Regions from separate parts of the Homo sapiens genome. Here region 1 is linked to region 2. A link is an interaction called in ENCODE POLR2A ChIA-PET data of the cell type or tissue named here. Cell type or tissue: endothelial cell of umbilical vein. All regions are shown on one strand.

Evidence for each region. Peaks named below come from ENCODE experiments on the same cell type or tissue, not always from the same donor. Only the 100,000 strongest peaks of a DNase experiment are listed, where the experiment ranks them.
Region 1: POLR2A ChIA-PET joins it to region 2 with 7 read pairs; 1 of 35 experiments calls an interaction of 5 or more read pairs at or near these places.

Annotation. Positions count from the first base shown.
Region 1 is chr20:44,992,494-44,994,993 of GRCh38, reverse strand. All of the region lies in intron 5 of STK4 (serine/threonine kinase 4), which reads right to left. Among named protein-coding and RNA genes, the nearest start is that of STK4, 27 kb to the right of the region's middle. In endothelial cell of umbilical vein, no CTCF peak of the experiment used is centred here; a DNase peak (open chromatin) is centred at 1,453; H3K27ac peaks cover 1,620 bases.
Region 2 is chr20:45,907,782-45,910,281 of GRCh38, reverse strand. PLTP (phospholipid transfer protein) reads left to right here. Exons shown (of 16, transcript NM_006227.4): 4 at 212-340; 5 at 611-766; 6 at 2,378-2,441. Among named protein-coding and RNA genes, the nearest start is that of PLTP, 3.1 kb to the left of the region's middle. In endothelial cell of umbilical vein, no CTCF peak of the experiment used is centred here; no DNase peak of the experiment used is centred here.

The sequences.
Region 1 (2,500 bases), 920 kb after region 2:
ACTACTGAGAAAAAGAGGCTTTTCCAACAATAAAAAAATGCCTTGTACTTGAAATACATATAAAAACCATACTCTGAGCATGATCAAGCAGGCATAGAAGAAATTCAAATGACAAAGAAACACAAAAAGATTCTCAATCAATTATTAAAACAAAAACTAAAATGACTGACAAAAAATTTTAAATTAATAATTAATGCTGATAATAGCATAGAAAATCAGGCACCGAAATAAAATGTTACTGTAGTATAAATTGGTACATTTTAGTACATAAGTTGGCAATATTTATTCAACTTTTAAATATTCATATCCTTTGATCCAAATCTATTTCTTGAAATCTATCTTATGTTCAAGTATCTCAAACGATATGCACAAAGACTGTAGAAATGTCTGTAATGGGGGAGATGAGGAGGAAAAGGAAACAACTCAAATGATCATCAAAAGATAGTAAGTTAAATATAATAAATAACCATATACTGAAACACCATATTAAAAAGAAAAAAAAAAGAAGATATATACCTTTTCCTAGCATGAAAAAAATGCACAACATACATTACAAAGCAAAAAAAAGTTGTACAATTATATATAATATAGCCCTGTTTTTGTAAAAGGAAAATATATATAATAATGATGATCATAACAATAATAAAACAATAACCAATAATATGAAACACTGTTATATCATAGCACAAAAAATCTGGAGTAATACACACCAAACCATTAATTATATCTAGTAGGCAGAATCACTAAAGATTTTTACTGTCTATCCTGTATACATCTGTAACATTCTGAAGGTTTATATGAGCATACATGTGCAATAAAAAAATTTTAAACTTGATATATAAAAAATAATATACAAAATATCTTAGTTTATGGGCTAAAGAAGAATATGTGGATACAGTACACATTACAGCAAATAACCACTTGCATACTTTCTCAGGATGGCATGGCCCTACTGAAAGAGAACCTCCCTACAGTTCCTATGCTTTAGCAAAAGAAGGATTTTTTTTTTTTTTTTGAGAAAGAGTTTTGATCTTCTGCCCAGGCTGGAGTGAAGAGGCACAATCTTGGCTCACTGCAACCTCCGCCCCTGGGGTTCAAGCGACTCTCCTGACTGAGTCTCCCAAGTAGCTTGGATTACAGGCGCCCACCATCATGCCCGACTAATTTTTGTATTTTTAGTAGAGACAAGGTCTCGCCACATTGGCCAGGCTGGTCTCAAACTCCTGACCTCAGGTGATCCACCTGCCTCGGCCTCCCGAAGTGCTGGGATTACAGGCATGAGCCACAATGCCCAGCAAAAGAAGAATTTTTAAACAGAACTAAATACGAAAAAGGACTTCCGATCATCATCACTGATATTCCTTCTGAAATGCCTGTGATTTAGGCTATGCCAGTCAGAAGCAAATGACAGGTCATTTAAATCAATCTCATTGTCAGTCCTATGTAAAAAACTAACACAGGAACTAACTTACTGCTTAGTCATTTCCTTAGCTCTGAAACTTCAAATTTGCAAGGGTGTTTTCAAATGGTGATAGTCAAAATTGTTTTCACTGGATTATTTCAATTAGAAATGGTTACTTGGATAGCTAGAAAGTTTTTGAAAATTAATAAGAGCAATGAGTGTACACTAACCCCACTTAGATTTGTATTATAAAGTTATATTAGTACAATAGCATAGCAATAAAAAATATAAAGTCCAGAAGTTCACTATGGCATATGTGTATATGTATGTGTGTGTGTACATATATATCATATATATGTATATATAATAACCTGTTATATATACCACATATACATATGATTTATGATTAAAATGTCATTTAAAATCAGCAAGCAAAGAATAGATTATGAAAAAAAAAAGCACTGGGAATCTAGTCATTTGTAGAACTCTACACTTAAATGCCTACCTTATACTTTCACCAAAATAAGTTCAAATAAGTTGAAATTTTAAACATAAAAAACAAAGCCCAACGAATACTTTAAAGAAGTACATTAGACAGTCAGGCACGGTGGCTCATGCCTATAATCCCAGCACTTTGGGAGGCAGAGGTGGGCAGATTGCCTGAGCTCAGGAGTTCGAAACCAGCCTGGGAAACATAGCGAAATCCCGTCTCTACTAAAAGTACAAAAAATTAGCCGGGTGTGGTAGCAGGTACCTGTAATCCCAGCTACTCGGGAGGCTGAAGCACGAGAATCACTTGAACCTGGGAGGTGAAGGTTACAGTGAGCCAAGATTGCGCTACTGTCCTCTAGCCTAGGTGACAGAGCGAGACTGTCTCAAAAACAAAAAACAAAAAACAAACAAAAAAAAAACAGTACATTAGCCAGGCATGGTGGCACATGCCTGTAGTCCTAGCTACTTGGGAGGCTAAGGTGGGAGGATCACTTGAGCCCAGAAGTTCAAGATTACAGTGAACTATGATCATGCCACTGCACTCCAGCCTGAGCAACAGAGCAGGTGTGCTGGCTTATACCTCTAATCCCAATACTTTGGGAGGCA
Region 2 (2,500 bases):
CCTGGATCAGGAAGACCTCCTCTCTCAGCCACCCAAGTTCAACTTTGAGCCACCCAAGTCTAAGTTGGGCACTTGAGGGACAATGGAAGAATTCATTCCACCCACTCCCGCTTCCCCAGGCCTGGACTTGAAAGGGGAGCAGACAAATTTCCTGTCGTTGGGGGAAGTTCCCTCTTCTTGGCCCTGGATCTGACCCTGAGGCCTCCTGTAGGGTGAAGGTCACAGAGCTGCAACTGACATCTTCCGAGCTCGATTTCCAGCCACAGCAGGAGCTGATGCTTCAAATCACCAATGCCTCCTTGGGGCTGCGCTTCCGGAGACAGCTGCTCTACTGGTTCTTGTAAGGACCCAGCACCCTCAGGGGAGTGGAGAGTGGGTCAGGAGGGCTGGAGGTGCTGTGGGGCTGTGGGCAGCCCCCTTAGCCTTCCTGAGTTTCCGTTTCTTCATCTGTGTAACAGAAACAGGCATATGCATTTCATACGAGTTGATAGGAAGGTTTGGTAGGATGTGTGGAAAGAGGTGAAACCTTATTAAGAGGTATGGTGATGCATGGGGGCACTGAAGACTCAATTGAGCTCCTACCTGGAGTGAATATTAACCCCCCTGGCAGCTATGATGGGGGCTACATCAACGCCTCAGCTGAGGGTGTGTCCATCCGCACTGGTCTGGAGCTCTCCCGGGATCCCGCTGGACGGATGAAAGTGTCCAATGTCTCCTGCCAGGCCTCTGTCTCCAGAATGCACGCGGCCTTCGGGGGAACCTTCAAGTAAGCCCCAGCCCCAACCCCAGCTCACCCTTTTCGAGCCCCACAGCTCATCTGCCTAGCGCAATGCAAAGTGCATAGGCCTGGGAATCAGACCAACTGGGTCCAAAGCTCAGCTCTGTCACTTCCTGGCTGTGTGAACGTGGCCAAGTCACTGAAGCTTGGTGCCTCAATATCCTCATTTTATAAGATCCTATTTTATAAGATCGTTGTCAGGATTATTTGTGTTGGTATATGTAAAAAATATTTAGAACAAGGCTGGCTGTGGTGGCTCATGCCTGAAATCCCAGCAATTTGGGAGGTCTGGGCGGGCGGATCACAAGGTTAACAGATCGAGATCATCCTGGCCAACATGGTGAAACCCCATCTCTACTAAAAATACAAAAATTAGCTGGGCGTGGTGGCACGTGCCTGTAGTCCCAGCTACGTGGGAGGCTGAGGCAGGAGAATCGCTTGAACCCGGGAGGCGGAGGTTGCAGTGAGCTGAGATCGTGCCACTGCACTCCAGCCTGGTGACAGAGCAAGATTCCATCTCAAAAAAAAAAAAAAAAAAAAATTTAGAACAGCACCTGGCATATGATAAATGTATATTTAAGTGCTGGCCACTTAGATAAGAGTAACTGTGAGGACTATCTGATATGCACATTTGGCCATGTACTGGATTCTCAATAATTGGTATCTCTAAATAATAATAACAAAAATAATAATTTTTTTTTTGAGAGGGAGTCTCACTGTGTCACCCAGCCTGGAGTGCAGTGGCGCCATCTCGGTTTACTGCAACCTCCACCTCCTGGGTTCAAACGATTCTCCTGCCTCAGCCTCCCAAGTAGCTGGGACTACAGGCATGCACCACCATGCCCAACTACTTTTTTTGTATTTTTAGTAGAGACAGGGTTTCGCCATATTGGCCACGCTGGTCTCAAACTCCTGATCTCAGGTGGTCTGTCCGCCTCGGCCTACCAAAGTGCTGGGATTACAGGCCTGAGCAACTGTGCCCGGCCTATTTTTTTATTTTTGCTGCTGAGAAGGGGATATTGTTCTTGTTCTGGAAGAGGATGGGGGAGAGAAGATGATGGATTATAACCTGGTGTTGGTACACTGTCAGTATTATTTATTCATCAAACAAAGTGTATGCCAGTCCCTGAGGATGCAGGAAGGAGCTCAGAGCCTATCTGGAGCAAAAAACATTTGATATCAGGGCCTGGAGAGAAGGACTAAGAAAATGCTTTGGGGATTCAGAGGAGGGGAATCTGGGAAGACTGCCTGGAAGAGGAAGCATCTGAGCTCAGATGGGAAAATACAGAGTAGGAATGCAGAGGGCGGAAGGGAGGGCATCAGTAAGCCGATGGATGTGGGGATGCTCAGAGTGGGTTTGAGGCAATGTGGGTGGATTCATTTGACTGATGGGACCAGAGAGTAGGTCAGGAGGTCTTGAGAATTAGACTGGAGAGGGAATTTGGGCCTGGTTCTTGGAAAACCTACGTGGAGGAGCTGTTATTCAGGCTGAAGCTGAGGACTCCTACTGCCACTATTTCCCTAGTCACTGATTTCTCCTGGACCTGGACTGGGGTGGAGGCAGGTTCTGGGCTCATCCGGCCTCTCCTCTCCTCACAGGAAGGTGTATGATTTTCTCTCCACGTTCATCACCTCAGGGATGCGCTTCCTCCTCAACCAGCAGGTGTGGGCAGCGACAGGTCGCAGGGTGGCAAGGGTGGGCATGCTCTCACTTTGAGAAGG